2 separate regions of the Homo sapiens genome follow, and region 1 is linked to region 2. A link is a loop called in an ENCODE intact Hi-C map of the cell type or tissue named here. Cell type or tissue: GM12878. All regions are shown on one strand. Each heading gives the region's core, and the rest is flanking DNA. Links, peaks and the distances in the headings are about the cores only.

What was found. Hi-C counts contacts between places; a loop is a spot of excess contacts. Peaks named below come from ENCODE experiments on the same cell type or tissue, not always from the same donor. Only the 100,000 strongest peaks of a DNase experiment are listed, where the experiment ranks them.
Region 1: a loop joins it to region 2, with 5 times the contacts of the local background. A loop is called at or near these places in 1 of 110 quality-filtered maps.

The regions. Positions count from the first base shown.
Region 1 is chr6:74,592,946-74,601,729 of GRCh38, reverse strand. The region is part of intron 2 of LOC101928516 (a long non-coding RNA gene); the gene reads right to left. LOC105377858 (a long non-coding RNA gene) reads left to right here. Exons shown (of 3, transcript NR_187974.1): 3 at 7,118-7,551. Among named protein-coding and RNA genes, the nearest start is that of SNORD156, 530 kb to the left of the region's middle. In GM12878, for the core only: no CTCF peak of the experiment used is centred there; a DNase peak (open chromatin) is centred at 3,129; H3K4me3 peaks cover 508 bases; H3K27ac peaks cover 1,599 bases.
Region 2 is chr6:74,442,932-74,453,935 of GRCh38, reverse strand. All of the region lies in intron 2 of LOC101928516 (a long non-coding RNA gene), which reads right to left. Among named protein-coding and RNA genes, the nearest start is that of SNORD156, 680 kb to the left of the region's middle. In GM12878, for the core only: no CTCF peak of the experiment used is centred there; a DNase peak (open chromatin) is centred at 6,705.

The DNA.
Region 1 (8,784 bases), core at 913-4,912, 150 kb before region 2:
CATGAAAGAATTTAGTTGCCAGTGCTATTACTTATGCAGTTTCTGTTCTTAGCACTAGCAGCTTACTGACAGGAAATGTCAAATAAAATTTTCTTTTCCACTTTCCACCCTAGTCAGCTAAATAATATGAAAACTATTTGCCTTGCCACCTAGATCAAACATGAAGTATTTGCAAAATAAATTACCTGTGAGGTTATTTGTAGGCCAAATAAAATCCTGGAAAATGTGTGTATATGGAAAGATAATGCAAGTCAATGAAAAGAATAACTGATATCCAGAGTAAATAATAAGTATTGAAAAATTTTCCAAGTTGGAAAAAATGAATAATTGAAAAGGGATTTGCGTTTTCTTTTCCACTGACTTTATTTTGAAGACAAGAACTCTGTGGAGAAATCTCCAAGTGAAGCTGCTATTTCCTAGTCTCACATTTGATTTTAATGCTCAACTTTTGACAAATAAGAAGGAATAATATTTCTGCTAAGGTCAGATGTTTCTGTGGTTATATCTGGCCCTGAAATATAAATACCCTCAAAAAGAAAGAGTTCATATCATGTTCTTATACACTTAAGGTTGTTAAAAAGTGCGTATGTATGATTGTGCATATGTGTGTGTGCATATGTGCATGTATGTGCAGAAATTCATTCTGCAAACAGAATTTTTAACGTTGAAATATGAGGCTTTTCCTGTACAAGTTGTACATAATTTCCCCAGAAATTAGTGCAATAAATTTTTGCATGTATGCTTGTGTAAGACAGAGAGACCTTTGGATGCAAGAGAAGTGTTTTATTTGTCTTTGGATCCCAAGCACCAATAGAGTGGACACCTCATAGTAGATATTCAATAGATCTTCCTGATGATTAAATCTTGTGGCCAGAGGCCGGGCGCAGTGGCTCACGCCTGTAATCCCAGCACTTTGGGAGGCCGAGGTGGGCGGATCACGAGGTCAGGAGATCGAGACCATCCTGGCTAACACGGTGAAACCCCTTCTCTACTAAAAATGCAAAAAATTAGCCAGGCGAGGTGGCGGGCGCCTGTAGTTCCAGCTACTTGGGAGGCTGAGGCAGGAGAATGGCGTGAACCCCGGGGGGTGGAGCCTGCAGTGAGCCCAGATTACGCCACTGTACTCCAGCCTGGCCGACAGCGAGACTCCGTCTCAAAAAAAAAAAAAAAAAAAAAATCTTGTGGCCAGAAATTGCCAATGGCATTTGATATTACAAACTAACTGGTTCTAAAAAATATATAATTAGAGGTGGCAATACAATGGAAACATGTATTTGAAGTAAAAAGTAATGAAAATATCTGGATTCAAGAACTGGTTCTCATAAGTTACTACTGTATGGCCTAGATTATTGTGCCTTCAGTGGATAAAAGGAGGAGGGTAAAGAAGTGTAAAAATAGTTAAATAAAAAGGCTACATGGGGATTATTAATTTTTAGGTAATTTTTCAGTCATTCAAAAAATGTATTTTAAGTTCTTACTATGTGTCAGACACTGTTTTTGGGTGATGGAACTATAGAAAGATAGCTTTCTGTTCTCAGGAAGTTTACATTCCAGGGAGAGTATATTATGTTATATTACATGACATTATACTATACATTAAGTACTATATCTTTGCAATTTATGCTATATATTATATAATATATTAAGTAATATTGTGTCGATAGACATTTTAGAAAGTGTATTACTACTATGTTAGTGAGATTATATACATATGTATATGTGTGTGCATATATATATTATATAGACACAAAAATAATTAGTATGAAGAAAAATAAAGCATTGTGAGATTATGGTGTTGACATTCTAGATGAGATGGTCAGAGAGACGACATTAGAGCAGGGCCCTGAAAAAAGTATGTCAGTAAGTTATAGAAGAAATAGGGGTAGAGTATTATAAGCAGAGGGAAACTGAAATGAAGTCTTAAAGAAAGACTCAGCTTTATTTCTTCAAGAAAAAATAAGAACTTCTGTGTGATCAAGCATCGTGAGTCAAGTGAAGCATGGAAGGCCATGATGTTGGAGAGCTGGGCTGAGGCTGGACTGTGAAGGGGCTTTCTATGCTGTGCTAAGTGCTTGGAACTCAGAATAAGTCAGTCATCGATACATAATACATAATCAGTACCTAAATACCAATGAAAGTCAATAGACAGGAAAAATTCCCAATGACTGAACCTAGGGAACTCCTGTATTTAGAATTGTGAAGAATGATGAGGGACCATCTGTGTCAAATATCACTGCAAGATTGAGGAAGACAAGGACTGATAATTGTCCTTTGTATTTGCTGCCCTTCATAGGAACAGTTTAGTGAAGTGCTGGAGACAAAAGCCTGAAATAGGAACTTTGGGACTTGGAATGAAAAATGAAGAAATTGAGCTATTGAAGGAAGGGATGTGGGGGAAATGAAATCTTTCTTCTAAGATGGGAGCTATCATTTCATACTTGTAAGACAACAGGATTGGACAGATGGAGATCGTGATGGGGAGAGTATTCCTGGAAGAGCAAACTTCACTAGCAATGATCACAGGTCTGGCTAATACTGAGGGTAGAGGGGGGAATAAGAGTCATATTGTCTGATCTTATCAAGTTTAGTCTCAAATTTCCAACCCTAAAAGCTACTGAAAGCACTTTGCATTATCAATATTGAGATGGCAATATAAAATAATATTTTTGTACTTTTTCAAAGTTGTACCCTATGTAAACAGTTGATAGTAGAATATAATAGAGCCTAAAGTCAACAAGTAGCTTCAGTTCCTCTTGAATCAGCCTTACAAGTGATGAGTTATGGGTTGTTGGTAAATATGTAACCACAAACTCTCTGGAGAAAAGAAAACACCCTGATTTACAATGACTGCCAATTATTGTAGTGTAAATACTCTTACCATGGATGATTTAGGCTACCAACTATTTAACAAGCAGGTTACAACATTCCTGAGTATTTAACAAGCAGCTCTCATATGTGTAGGAGTCAGCTCCTGCACACCATGGCCAGTTATAATTTCAAAATTACAATCCCTCCTTGAAGACAGAAACTGTGCCTGGTCCATTTCTCTATCTCTTTAAGCACTGAGTATGTCGATTTACCTAATGTAGCCACACACTAAATATTTGGTGAAAGAAGGAAGGATGGCAGGTGCTCTGACTAATATCTGGAATAACATCTGCAACTGCAACTCTGCCTAGAACACGCTTGCCTGATTCTGCCTTACATGACTCACCTTAATTGTCACATTGTTAGAAGGGTCTCTCTACTTATTCTAAACAAGTAGATTCTTCACAATTATTTTATCTCTCTGCACTCTGTTTACTTTATTCATAGTATTCATCATGATTGTTATCATTTTACACCATTTGTTTATTTACTTATCTAACTAACCTACCAGACTATAATTACAAAATAGAGCAGGGACTATTTTATTCCCAGTGCATAAATGGCACTCAGAATAGCACCTAACCCATAATACACAATTAATATACTTTCACTAAGTGTTTTTACATGATTTATCAGTAAAAATCAGGCTATTTAACAAAATATTTAATCTTATTGGTAAATTATTTTGATATCTACAATATCATTATTCTTTATTTTCCATTTTCTTATTAAAATAGAAAGTTCATGTTGTTAATGTTCACCAACTTTGTTTTCTATATATAGATGTCATTGTCATTTTGAAACTGTGTAATACTTTGTTAGTTTTATATTCTAGAATGTTATCCATGTTCTCTGTGCTTATTTTCGAAATTCACATATGCTGTCATACACACATTAAAAACAGAGGCAAACACCAGTAGACAAAGAAAAAGACATTTATCCTACTAACATGCATTAGAAAATGTGAATTTTTATATACAAATAAAATACCAAAGACCTCTTTCCTGATACAGCTACAGAGACCTCCAGCGTAGGATTATACAGCCTTGCTCACCTGTTTTTTTATGATGCCCTTTGCTAACACTGTTTCCTCTGATTGGAATGTCCTTCTCATCAGAGTCTCCACCATCAAAATTCTACTTCTTAACAAATGCCATCTTTACTGTCCAGTTGTGAAATGTTTCTCATTTTCATACATCACTCACTAAAAAAATGAGTATTTACTAAGAAACATCTATGTATGTTTCCGGGACTAAGTAATTACAAGTAATTCAAGATAAATAAGATAATGGCCTGGCTGCAAGGAGCTTACTGTACAGATGGGATTCAGACAAATAAGCCCATGGGCTTCACACAGGGTCAGGTGGGAAGCGCTAATCAAATTTGAGCAGTCAGGAAATGCTAGAAAAGGCAGTGGTTATCCTGAGTCATATCCTCTCCAGATGTGTTTTCCTCTTCATTCAAGTCCTACAAGACATTTATTTTCCTTATGATGTTGGTAAAGTTTTATGCTTATTTAGATATTATAAGTGTATTTTATACATCATGAATATGCTTATTTCTATATGTGTTTTTATTTGTTAACACATCATCTTTATTTCTCATTCATGTCAATTAATTATCTGGCTGGTGGCCTACCAGCTTACTCAGGATCTGGGCTCCTTCCACGTAGTGGTTGCTCCAAATACTCCATTGGCTTCTCTGAGTCTGGCTAGGAGATGAGAGAAGAGAAATATCCTGCAGAGAACCTCAGGAACAATTGCAGGAGTCACCTACCACACTAGATACATTCAAATGGCCATAGGTAGGCACATGTGGCCTCAATTAATTTTACCTATGATTAAACAGTGAACTGAATTATGCAACTAATTTCTAATATAATGGTAATAACCATTAAAGTATATTTATTTATAATACCTTCCCATTCTTTTTATCTGAAAAAAAAAGTTAAAAGTTTAATTGCATACTTTTCAATATTGTTCCTGTCTAGCACTAAGTCCACACATCTGGTAGAGAATTCTCATTAACATTCCATGCTGGGGAGTGAGGTACTCAAAGAGGCACTTCTTCCTTGAGTTAAATATGCAGTCTTGGTCCAGACACAGCTGTGGGTCACCAGGAGGTTTGGCTGTTGAACACAACACTTTCTGTCTTCTGGTTTATAAACACTAATTCAGCAATTTGAAGTGAGAATTTTTTCCAGAATTTTATGAAAATGTGGCATTTTTCAAAGCACTCATCCAAGAAAAGATCTAGCTACAAACTCTATCCATGGACAATACCACCATGTTTCCCAATTTTTCCCTTTAAAAAGTGAATGAATTTGTGTTACAATGCCTTCTAGGTAGAAGTTGTTCCTAGGTACACTCCAGTACCATAGTAAAGGCCAATGACAGCTGTAATAATTTCCTAAATGTTGTATGAACTGAGAATAGGCATAACTGCTAAAGATTGGGTGATCATATAATTTATCTTGTAAGATGATATAAGTTAGCATCAAGTCTGATTATCAACACAGCAAGAATTACATATCATGAAATTGATGTATATGACATAGACATATGAAGCTAAGAAGATCAACATGTGCAATTAAAATATTCCATCATTAGGGTTATAAATTCACTTCTAACAATGCCTGATACAACAGCTGAGCGCCCCCCGATAGAGCTATAATCCATCCTAATTATTTTTAAAATTATGTAACTTTAGCGGTTTATACATACATAGATGCAGAAAGTTTGGAAAATAATGAAAATTATGAAGAATATCTTCCATATACTATAATACCAAAAGATGAGCATTATAAGATTTTGAACAAAAAACCAAACACCGCATATTCTCACTCATAGGTGGGAATTGAACAATGAGATCACATGGACACAGGAAGGGGAATATCACACTCTGGGGACTGTTGTGGGGTGGGGGGAGGGGGGAGGGATAGCATTGGGAGATATACCTAATGCTAGATGACGAGTTAGTGGGTGCAGCGCACCAGCACGGCACATGTATACATATGTAACTAACCTGCACAATGTGCACATGTACCCTAAAACTTAAAGTATAATTTAAAAAAAAATAAATAAAAATTAAAAAAAAAGATTTTGCTATATTTTACGTGTATCTATGTATATATGCATGTCAATATTTGATATAAATGACAATATTTCAAAATATATTTTAAATAAAATTAGGCTTCACATAGTTTTGTGTCCTTATTTTTTTAACTGACTAAGAATTTTCCAACATTGAAAACAAGACTCAGAGTACATCAAATAGAATTCTTCTTTTGCCAGCCACAAATACTGAATTGAACTAATGTAGCAAATATGAAATTAAAGGAAAAATATGAGTGAACACACAAAATCAAAGGGACTTGTTAAGGACAGGAAGCAAGAGTGGAATTGAAAATACCTTGAATGGCATGAAGCACTCTACCTTTCTGAACCAAAGCCAACCACACAGCTGTTGAGCTAGGGATTACCCCTTTATTTATTGGAATAGTGGGTCATGCAGAGGGTACTTGGACAGAGGCTGGGTTAGCTGTGGCAATGAAGGACTCTCAGAGGGCAACAGCTACTTATGAATAAGTTTAGAAATAATTTCATATTTTGAAATTATTTCAAACCAGAAAGGCAGAACAGTGTATCCAGTGGGATGTCAGCCATAGCAGAAATCAGAGAGCCCTGGTGAAACTTATTAGCAAACATTGCTTGAGAGGCTTGTCTAGGCACGAGCAATGAAAGGAAGAAATAAATATTTCATCTTTCCTTTCTGTCCATGGGCAAAATATTCAAACTTCAGGTAAGGACTCCGTTGGCTTACCTTGGGTCAAATGTCTATCCCTTGGCTAAGGGGATACGGGACACCTAATCTCATATCCAGTAGGGGAGAGATTTTTGGAAGTATGATTACCAAAGCAAGGTGGAATGAATACTGCCATTTGTGTGAAGATATCATAGTTTAATTTACCATCTCCTCTTTGTCAGACCTTTGAGGTGTTTCTAATTTTATTAATTATATATATGCTACTATATATATATGTGTGTGTGTGTATATATATGCATATGTATATATAAAATAATACATTTTCCCACTACCTTAATTTTTTAAATTTTTTATTTCATTTTTATTTTAAATAATTTGGTGCATACATAGTAGGTGTATATATTTTTTATATTATGTGTATTATATAACTCCATAAATCTTTGCTCTTAACTCTGATTTTTAAAATTGTTTGTTTTTTGTTCAGAATGAGCAATTGCGTAAAGCTGAGTCCTGGAAGGCTGCCTGTAGGGGGCAGTATGTGGTCTGGCCTTAAGGACAAACGGAATTTTCACCGGAGAAGACTGTGGCGGGGGCTTTTCAGGAGGAATGAATAGGAAGAGTACAGGAGGCTGTATAGCAGCAGGTGGCTTTGTTTGGTTGGAAAACACTCCAAGTGAAAAGGCATTGTGAAGAATGGAAGAGCTACTGAGAAACCAGCCTATGGAGTTTGGCTGTCTCTCCTAGTCACAAATAAGGAGCTGTTACTGGTTTTTGTCAAAAGAACAGGATGATCACATCTGTGCCTTAGGACACTTTAGATGGGGCAGAACAGGTACAGGGGATGTGGTGGGGGAAGAAATGACTCGATTTCAAACAAATCAAATAAATTACTTTGATGTTTAAAAAAAAAAAATAAAATTGTTTGTTTTTATAGAAATAGTGTTACTGGGTAAACAGGTATGAAAATCATTGAACTGAGATATAATGGGAAATTACTTTCTACAAAGATGGTACCAACCTATATTCTGACTAGCAGTGGTTTAAAGTGCTCTCAAGAGTACTTGATAATACATTTAATTTTTTTTTTGTACTTACAATGGGCCAGTAACCATTTCAGTCTCCAGAAATATGGTGGCAAACATACATCTTTGCTACTGTAGAGCTTAAATTCTAAATAGACAAGAGCATTTCACAACTGGTAAGTGCTATAAAGAAAATTAGGGGAAGAAAGTGGAAAGTTATTGCCATCTGAGGCTATAAGCACATTAGATAAAGTGACCAGGAAGATTCCTTTGAGGAAGTGATATTTAAGCTGAGACCTGAATAATGAGAAGGATCTACCCCATGAAGACCAACGGGAAGAATTTTTTTTTTTTTCCCACTACCCTAATTTTTACTTAAAAAAATTTTGTGAGTACGTAATAGGTATACATATTTTGGGGGTACATGAGAAGTTTTGATACCAGCATGGAAAGTGAAATAAGCATATCATGGAGAATGGGGTATCCATACTCTCAAGCATTTATCTTTTGAATTATAAACAATTCAATTACACTCTTACAGTTATTATAAAATGTACAATTAAGTTATTATTGACTATAGTATCCCTTCTGTTGTGTTGAGTAGTAGGTCTTATTCGTTCTTCTAACTATTCTTTTTTGTACACACTAACTGTCCCTATCTCCCATCCAGACTCCCACTACCCTTCCCAGCCTCTGGTAACCAACTATCTACTCTCTATATCCATGAGTTCTACTGTTTGATTTTTAGATCCCACAAATAAGTGAGAACATGTGATGTTTGTCATTCTGTGCCTGGCTTATTTCACTTCACATAATGATCTCCATTTCTATACATTTTGTTGCAAATGACTGGATCTCATTCTTTTTTATGGCTGAATAGTACTCCATTGTGTATCTGTATCACATTTTCTTTATCCATTTATCTGTTAATGGACACTTAGGTTGCTTCCAAATCTTACTTATTGTAAACAGTGCTGCAACAAACATGGGAGTGCAGATAGCTCTCAATATATTGACTTCCTTTCTTTGGGGTATATACCCAGCAGTGGGATTACTGGACCACATGATAGCTCAATTTTTAGTTTTTTTGAGTGTATTAGTCAGGATTCTCTAGAGAGACAGAACTAAT
Region 2 (11,004 bases), core at 4,225-8,224:
TCCCTTTTGGCAGAATTTAACAGCGAGCTAGCTCCAGCATCGCAAAGCAGGGTAGAGACGGTGAGTTTGAAATTGAGACAATAATTTAATACGTGGCACTGAATTCAATCAAAAGCACCTATTATTGACAATATTTAAAATATTTACACTTTTTAGACTCCAACCAAATGGAAGACCTGTTTTGTTCATGCTGTACCATCAGCCTACAATTCTCTTCCTCTTTGTTTTTACCTGTGCATCTTTCCCATAAATCTAATCCAGCATCATGACACCAGCCTCCATAATCACCCAACAAAAAGCTTTTTCTTCCTTCGGGGGACTCCTATAACATTTTGTTTCCATGTCTTTTGTGATATCACTTTCCATTACGTATTACGGTTGTTTAGAAACATTTTTAGATCTCCTTATAGGAAGGGTCTGTGGCTTATTCTTCTGCTTAGTATAGTGTCTGAAAGCAGTAGGTGTTGACAGAAGAACGGATTCTCCCATGTCCAAGGACCCAGATTACTGTAGATTTACAGGGATTTGGAGTGACTCAGGACCCTCTTTTAATCCCTCAGCATCAAAACCCTGCTTGGAGAGGAAGGAGATTCACTCTCCTTTCTTTCCCACAGAGAAGCACTGTTATAACTTGTATACTGTTATCCTTTTAGAGGAAAATAAATTTGCTCCTAATTCACCCTGTGGAACCACTTTATATTTTGTTTGGAGAGAGAGAAACTTGTAGAAACCCCATTCTAATTTGCATTTTTCCTGGAATCAGGCATAAACAAACACCATGAACACTCAGAACATTATATTTGCTGATGAGATACCTTTATAATACAAAAACCGAAGGGAAAAGATTAGTAGAAAATATTGACAATGCATGTGGAAAACGTAAATGCTATCAAACATTAAACAACATCAGCATTTGGAAGAGAAAAAATATAACAATGATAGTATCAGAATGTCATAAAATGAATCACTGGGTTTTGTAAGTTATAAATTACTACATGTGTTTGCATTTGTTTGTGCTCTAATACTCCTTTTATGCTTATATTTTAAAAATTAATATTTATGTGAGTCATCATAAAAGAGAACTGCTTCTTTTTCATTCACTGATTCCATAAATACTTATTAAGCACTTACTAGTTTTCAGAACATGATTAGGCATTGCAAAGAGAGTTGTCAACACAGAGCTTGTACCTTCACAAAACTTTGATTCTGAGGTAATATTCAAGTTAGCACAATATTCAGAATAATATAACATTCATTATAAAATGTGCAAAAATTAAAGTTATAGGAAACATTAAAGATATACTTCCCTGAGGGTGTACCAAATCTTTGGAGTTGGGAGTAGAAGAGTGAGCGCATCAGATATTACGTGTATTATTTATCAATAAGGAGACAGGGTTTTAAAAGGGTTGTGGAAAAGGTTTCACTTGGTAGACTGAGATGGAAACAGAGGACACTTTTTAACACATAGTAGAGATTTTGAGAATTAGTAAAAATCTTGAGGCATTTTTACATCAATAACTTTCATTACCAGACTTGGAAAAGTTGAAACAGGAGAGTTCCTTGACCCCCCTCACAGAACACACAACAGGGGTGTGGCTTATCTGTTAGGTCTCCCCTACCACTCAAACCCCTTACAGGAGGGGAGCATGCAGACAGGCAAGTGCAGGAGCTGGAGCAAGAGCCCCTGGGCTCCAGCCCCACAGCATCCGGGGGTGGGAGCCTGTGACTCTTAAAGGCCAAATGGCATGTATTACAATGCGTTCTTTCAGTTTTACCATCTGCTGACGGCTTAAGTGTTAACCAGCTCTGTGCCCTCTTGGTACCCAGTTCCTTGTCCGACATTCAGGAGGTGTCAGGTCACACATGGACTTGAAGAATGAATGTGGGGTTTTATTGAGTGGTGGAAGTGGCTCTCAGCAGGATGGATGGGGAGCTGGAAGGAAAATGGAGTGGGAAGATGATCTTCCCCTGGAGTTTGGCCGCCTAGCAGCTGATTTCCTCTTTGACAGTCCTCAGTCAAATTCCCCTTAGCATTCAGATGCTCTTTCTCTTCTCTCTGCTATGCCATTCTACTGTCCTTCTGCTCTTCTGTTCATCTCCTTATCTCTCTCTGGAGCCAGGGGCTTGGGGTTTATATGAGTATGGGATTGCAGGGGGTGCTGTGGTAGGCCAAAAGGCAACTTTAGGGTGCAAAACCAAGAATGCCTGTTCCCATTGAAGGCCATGGGTATCCTGGCTTGAGGGTGGGGGCCTTTGCCAGGGAACCGCCCTCTGCTCAGCAGAGCACTCAACTTGGCATACCTTTTCTTTTCTCCCCAAACTCTTAAGGAAACTTCTTTTTCTTGGCAGCCCAAACATTTTCTACAATGTTAACTAGACATTTACATAAAAAGTTTGTTCTGTTAGAAAAGTAAAAGCAATAGTTTGGATTACGTAATGATCTTTTTTATTCACAAAAAAGTACCTAAGTTAAACTATTTGGCTAAGTTTAAAGATACTTGGTGATTGCCTCTAGAATTGCAGACTCAACATACCTAAAAATAAGAATCAGTCTCCAAAGGTTTTGCCAACTCAGTGCAACCCAGTGATTAAAAGTCTTCAAACAAAAACATACCCTATTTCCTACATTTTAAAAATATGTATTTTTCACATTTTGGCATACCTGATGTTGGAATTTACCTTAAAAATATCTGCCTATGTAATCTATTCTCATTTCATTGGGACATCTTATACCTAATTGTTGCCCAGCATATAAAAAATTATGACACATGACTGAATAAAAACCAAATAATTCTTTTAAAACAGTGATTATTAATAAAAACACATAGCTGCTTATATTTAAGTGATGACATAAGAATAAAAAATATATGGCCAGAAAAATAATAAAGCAAGTGTTCTAAAATTTTAAATCTTTAATGAGTGAGTATGAAAATAAGATTATAACACATACATATCTGCATAATGGACAGTGAGTTTTTCCAGAAAATTAAATTCATTATCCATTTGTATTAAGTAACATTGCTATGAAAAATAAAAGTAATTTGTATAAAACTAAGCAATTTCTTACATCAGCCAAGGATTCCATTACTAGGGACTTAACTAACATTTAAATATTAGACTAAAGAATTGGTGTCACTGTTCTTTAGTGATATGATAGTATAACTAGAAAGCTTAAACACTCATCCAAAAAGCTTCTAGATTTGATAAATGCATTCAGTAAAGTTTCAGGATACAAAATCAATACATACAAATCACTAGCATTGCTGTACACCAACAGCAACCAAGCTGAGAATCAAATCAAGAACTCAACCCCTTTTATAACAGCTGCAAAAAAAAAAAAACAACAACAAAAAAAAAACAGGAATATACCCAACCAAGGAGATAAAAGATATTTACAAGGAAAACTACAAAATACATCTGAAAGAACTCATTGATGACACAAACACATTGAAACACATTCTATGCTTATGGATGTGTAGAATCAATATTGTGAAAATGACCATACTGCCAAAAGCAATTGGTAAATTCAATGCAATCCCCATCAACGTAACCATCATAATTCTTCACAGAACTAGAAAAAACAATCCTAAAATTCATATGGAACCAAAAAAGAGCCTGTACAGTCAAACAAGACTAATCAAAAAGAACAAATCTGGAGGCATCACATGACCTGACTTCAACCTATACTATAAGGCTATAGTTACAAAAACAGCATGGTACCAATATAAAAATAGGCATGTAGAACAACGAAACAGAATAGAGAACCCAGAAATAAAGCCAAATATTTACAGCCAACTGATATTCGACAGAGCAGACAAAAACATAAAGTGGAGAAAGGACACCCTATTCAACAAATAGTACTAGCATAATTGACAAGCCACATGTAGAAGAATTAAGCTGGATTCTCATTTCTCACCTTATATAAAATCAACTCAAAATGGATCAAAGACTTAAATCTAAGACCTGAAACCATAAAAATTCTGTAAGATAAAGCCAGAAGAACCCTTCTAGACATTGGTTTAGGCAAAGAGTTTATGCAACAAAAACAATGATAAATAGATGGTACCTAATTAAACTAAAAAGCTTCTGCACAGTGAATAAATAATCAGCAGATTAAACAGACAATCCACAGAGTGGGAGAAAGTATTTACAAACTATGCATCCAACAAAGGACTAATACTCAGAATCTACAAGGAACTCAAACAAATAGGCAAGGAAAAATCATAATCCCATCAAAAGTGGGCAAAGGACATAGACAATTCTCAAAAAAAGATATACAAATGGCCAAAAAACATCAAAAAATGCCCAACATCACTAATTATCAGGGAAATGCAAATTAAAATCACAATGAGATATTGCCTTACTCCTGCAAGAATAGCAATAATTAAAAAATCAAAAAATAACAGATGTTGGCAGGGATGTGATGAAAAGGGAATACTTTTACACTGCTGGTGAGAATGTAAACTAGCACAACCACTATGGAATATGGTATGGAGATTCCTTAAAGAACTAAAAGTAGAATTACTGTTTGATCTACCAACCCCGTTACTGGGTATCTACCCAGAGGAAAAAAAAATGTCATTATATGAAAAAGACACTGGCACACATTTATAGCAGCACAATTCGCAATTGCAAACATATGGAACCAGCCTAAATGCCCATTAACCAATGAGTGGATACAGAAAATGTCGTATATATATGCTATGGAATACTACTCAACCATAATAAGAAACAAAATAATGGCATTCACAGCAACCTGGATGGAGTTGGAGACAATTGTTCTAACTTAAGTAACTCACAAACGGACAACCAAACATCGTATGTACCCACTTATAAGCGGGAGCTAAGCTATGAGGATGCAAAGGCATAAGAATGATGTAATGGATTTTGAGATCTTGAGAGGAAGGTTGGGAGGAGGTGAAGGATGAAAGAAAAAAATAAAGAATTGATGTCATTGTGCAAATGATATAGTCCACAAGTAAAATCCAAGATTTGTTCTTAATGTCTTTAATAAATCATAAATGGAATACAGAAAACCAGAAATGCCCTTAATTTGTAAAAAATGGGAATCAATGTAACTGATTTGATTTTGCATAAAGTTTTACAATCAAAATATAAAATATTACTTTGATGAAAAACTCTGAATCTTTATATCTGGGGTCAACTCTAGGAAAAACAGCAGATAGTCAATTCAGTCTTTCACTTCACCTCCTACCTCCACCATGAACACCATCCCTGCTTGCTTTTTATAGAGGGAATGTGTTTTTTATTATTAAACCTTAATGAAGAAGAAAATCCTGCCATTTAGTTAACATGGGGGTGAACTTTGCAGACATTATGCTAAGTGAAATAAGTCAGACAGAAAGACAAATACCTGTACTAAATGATCTCAGTTATATATGAAATCTAAAATAATCAAACTCATAGAATCAGAGTTCTGCTGGATTTTGCCAGGGGCTGGAGGGAGGGGGAGACGGAGAGATGCTGGCCAAATGCTACAGACTTTCAGATATCCAGTATGAATAAGTTCTGGGGAGCTGATGTACAACATTGTGACTATAGTTAACAATGTTGTATACTTGAAATTTGTTAAGAGGGTGGATCTTAAGTGTTCTCACCACAAAAAAAATAAATAAATAAATAAAAAAGAAGCCCAAAAGTAGAAAAGAAAATGGATACTATGTGGTATAATGGATATGTTAATTAGCTTGATTGTGGTGATTGTTATTACTGTTATTTATTTTTTATTTAATTTTTTGAGACGGAGTCACACTGTCACCCAGGCTGGAGCACAGTGGGCATCATCTTGGCTCACTGCAACTTCTGCCTCCTGGGTTCAAGCGATTCTCCTGCCTCAGCCTCCCAAGTATTTGGATTACAGGCACCCGTGTCCATGCCCAGCCAATTTTTTGTATTTTTAGTAGAGATGGGGTTTCACTATGTTGGCCAGGCTGGTCTCAAACTCCTCATCTCGTGATCCGTCCACCTCGGCCTCCCATAGTGTTGGGATTACAGGCGTGAGCCACCGCGGCTTGCCTGTGGTGATTATTTCACAATGTTTACATGTATCAAAACATCAAGTTTTGATTGATATGTATATGTATATATATATATATATATATATATATATATATATATATACACACACACAACTTCTATTGGCCAATCATACCTCAATAAAGCTGGGGAAAAAAATGAAAAAAAAAAAAAACAAGATACTTCAGCACAGCCCAGGGAAGAGGAAATATAGTGTGAGACACATAACAGAGAATAATCCAAACTGAAAAAAGAAGTTGCTGTTATTTGAAAAGCAAAACAAAAGTCACCATTATATTAAAACAGGTTTTATCAATTTCAACAGAGGAAAAGTTATACATTTATATCAGAACTCCACTATGTAGTTTTTTAAATGCATTTTGCTATTTGTAATTATGCTTAAAATTCTCTAGTAATTGTTAGTTATAATCCTATAAAATGGATCAATAATTTTTAATAAATGTTTTCTATTATATTTATGAAATCATGTGTTAAATCATTTTTTAGGCATTGCTTTAAATACATCTTCGAACTTGATCATAACTTACAATTTTAGCCAAAACATTATGCCCAGAGCAGGCAGACCTTCAAAATATGGTGCATTCGTAGTATTTCCATAATGCAAACCAGAAATAGTTGCCAGTTGATTATTAATACCAATTTGTTGAGTCACAGAGAAAGTTGTCGCTGTGTCTCTTCCTTTCATAAGCCACAAGTTGTCATAGAAACCGATGACAGAACCTTTTTTAGAGGCTCAGAAGATAAAACAAAAGAGAAATATAGCTTTCTATGGCTGATCTTTCTTAAACGTTTACTATGTGCTGGACATAGATTTAAATCCTCAAAATAACCATATATAATTCTTATTTAAGGGTGAAGAAACAGGCATGGAAGTTTTACATGTTCATCCAGGTTCACATAGTTAGAGAGTGATGAATCAGCTTTAAACCCAAATACCATCAAAATATAGCTTCAAAATTCATTCTTCACAATGTAACCATCGATCCAGAGAATGTAGATTTCATCTTAAATATTCTACAACTAGTTATGTAATAGTGATAATTTTGTAATTCTCCTTATGATTTAAAGTAAATGAATACGTTTATTTCTTCAAAGAATAATAAAACACTGAACACATTTCTAAAAGTCAAAAAAATAAATTCAAAATATTAGTTATAAATAAATGTGTTGTAGAATCTGGCACTAAAATCAGTTGTTGGCCAATCTCTCCTAAAGTTTGTACAGGTGATCAAATAATATTTCAAACATTTATTTATAAATAGAAGACATGTTTATGCAGAAAAGATAATTTAAAAAGCTGTTTGTCTATATGAAGATTTTAAGTATAGGTACAGTGTAAGGGTGAGTTTAAGCAACATAAACTGCAGCTTCCCAATTGCAAGTTACTTTCCTACATAAGCTTCTATTTTCTAGAAATAGCAATAGAATTATTAATTCAGTTTTTGAATTGGACATCTTAACAAGATCAATATATCCCAGTGAAATGCCATCTATTTTTACTGTATTTTCTAAAAATATATTTTTTAGAAGGCTAGAAAAGTTGGTAAGATGGGAAAAGAGTTTTGCTACCTGGAAGGTTTCCAGTCTTTCGGTGGCATAATTTATTAAAAAGGCCACTAACTCAAACATGTTTTAAAAATAGGGGAGTTATTATCTTAACTCTGATGCCAAATAACAGTGTTTGGTAAGCCATCAAATTAGTCTTAGCTTCCATTTCCTCCACAGTGAAACATGTAAAACACTTGTGTTGCTCTTTCCCATCGGGAATACTGGTCCTCACCCTCTTCCCAACTTCTCCTTCGTAAGCTTAGAAAATTACATATAAAGTTTAACTCAAATACCCCCTTTTATTTCTTTAGCATTCATTAGACCTCACTTTTACCATTTTAAACTGGTTTAACGGCTGTATTACAATCCCACTTTATGCATACCACTTTTTTAATACCTATATAATACATACAATATAAAAGGATTTTATTACATTTATCTCCTGATAAATAAAAGCTCCTTGAGGAAAAAAACAAACTTACCATTCTCTCATAGTCTCTAACTTTAAGTATAAAATAAGTTTTAATATCATAGTATTGGTAGTATAATAGTAATAGCAATATCCAGATGCTAAAAAGAATAATTATAAAATTACATAATATAATCATTCCTTTTCCTTTTTCTAGGAGAAATTTGATTTCCTGATTTCCTAAATGTTAGTGACTCTCAGTAGGTCAGTGCCTATACATTACAGCTTCATAGGAAGGTTTTTTTTTTTTAAATGCCATTGTGGGCTCCCAGAACAGCTCTGCTAAATTGCTATGTGCATATATATATATATATATATATATTTTTTTTTTTTAATGAAAGTAGGTGGGGAAGCCAGCTTCAAATGTTTTCAAAGCTTCCCATGTACTGGGAATACACAGCCAGGACTGAAGATGTGATACATGGAAGCACTGAATCACTGCCCTGCATTTATAGAAGGGTTGGAGTGGGGAAGATGAAGTGAAGGGATAGAGACTCACATATGGTTTAATTTTGAGTTAGTTAATTGGGCATGTTTATGAAAACAAAAAGAATAATTCAAATTTTAAATTATTATACCATAATTTATACAATTTTGTTTATGCTTTTAAGAGGACAGGCTATGTAAATCAGTATCCCACTTTTGGAGTTATGTGAGCTTATCCAGTTCACATTCAGTTGAGCTCTTTTCACCGATGAATATTTAACTAAAACATTTTCTCTTCCCACCAATAGTTCCAATAAATGTTGTTTTATAAATGGCAAATTTTACAATAAAAAATAAATATAGAAAAGATATTGCAAAACAAACTTTTAAAATTTCAAATATTTTATTTGTAGTTTCATATGGCAAACACTAGTCTTCCCTCTGCCCTCTGTGCCTTTTGAAATTTGGGTACAATTTGTTTGCAATAAAAAACGAGAACGTGTTCTCCGTACTTGTGTCACCCAGTCTCTTGACCAGGGTATTTCATTAATTAAGTCAGTTTTTAAAATTCCTAGCTTCATTTTTTAAGGGTTAGGCTTCATCTGGACCAACGTTTCTCTTAAGGAATGAAACTACTACATAAAAATCATACACGTTTCCTAGTTTCCCTGAGGCCTGTGACCTGCTGGATCAGAACTGACCATGTTCTTTCCTCTTTGATCTAATAACAACCTTGATAGGCTTTTGTTATCCTACTGACAAGACTTTATTTTTTCACACTTATTTAAGGTGTTGGAGGTGTTTCTCCCTGTATTAACTTCCCAAGGAAAAGCACATATAACTCAGCACATGGCACACACCCTAGCACATAGGATTCAATATCTATTGTACTTGAGACTGCACAAATAAATAAAATTCTGATTATCTGCTTCTTTCTTCTCCCCATGCATCACTCTTCTTGATCTAAATTAATAGATTTTTATTTTTTTCAGTAAAAGTCATCTAACTGTACTATATGTTACATATATATACACACACACACACACAACACACACACACTGTATAATTCTACTTTATATATGTTTTTCCTTTTTGACCTGTCTTTATTTTTTCATATAAAATTCCACAACATTGCATGAGAATAATTTGATTCCTTACCATGGTATTAGGGTTTATAGACTGCAGTGTTTCATTTTTAATCCAATGATTTGCAAAATTTTTATTTCAAGGAAAATAAGAAATATTGACCAGAAAAATAGAAAATGATATTAAAAAACTCTGGTTCACATTTATTCTTTATTACATTAAAAATGAAATTGATATATTAATGGCTATAGAGTTTTGAGTGGAAATGTTATGACCCAAGAATTTTTTTATTTTACCTTGAAATCTTGTTTGTTCGACTTATGAAGAAAAAGAGAATCATTATCAGATATGTAAGGACTCAGGAAATATTCTACCTTTGGGCCCAAGCTGAAAATATTTCTCAAACATGTATTGACAATTTAAAACCCTCTCTATATGTGTCAAAACATCCCTTTGTACCTCCATAAATATGTACAACTATATGTCAATTAAAAATAAAACTTTTTAAAAATTGTATTGACCATTAAAATCACTTAAATATGGAATTAAAACTAAATAGTTGCTGTGTCTATAATGTCAAAATTATATAAATGTTAAAAAATTTGTAAAGAAATGCATAAGTTGCAACACTTAATAATTTTATTAAAAACTATTTTAAACGTAAGACTATACTAACAAGAACAGGAAACACAGGTGATCAATACAAGGAAGATAATATCCTCAGATAATAAGTGAAATAAGAATTAGATAATAAGTAAAAGATTAGTTCAACACATTTTTCAAAACTGTGTGGTTAACAAAGAATGTAAAGAAAACATTAATTTATCCTGCATTACTATTGTAAAATTTTAAAAGAGAAAGAAAAAACTTGAGACAAAAAATACAAAGTACAGAGAAAAAAATGAAAGTACAAAAATAGTGAATGAGTTGACATAAGTAAAAATTGCTAAATCTGTCACTGCAATATATACAAATGATTTTAATCTCCTACCATGGCCAGGTGCAATGGCCTTCACCTGTAATCCCAGCACTTGGGGTAGCCGAGGCAGGCAGATCACTTGGGGTCAGGAGTGCTAGACCAGCCTGTCAACATGGTGGAATATTGTCTCTTCTAAAAATACAAAAACAAGCTGGGTGTGGTGGCGGGCGCCTGTAATCCCATCTACCTTGGGAGGCTGAGGCAGGAGAATGGCTTGAACCCAGGAAGCAGAGGTTGCAGTGAGCTGAGATGGTGCCAATGCACTCCAGCCTGCCAATAGCCCATCTCAAAAAAAAAAAAAAAAAAAAAAAACCTTACCAAAAGACAAGGACTCTTAGCTTGGGTCCACATACAGACATGCACACACACACCCCTACAACCATCTGACCTTTGCCAAACCTGACAGAAATAGCAATGGGGAAAGGATTGCCTATTCAGT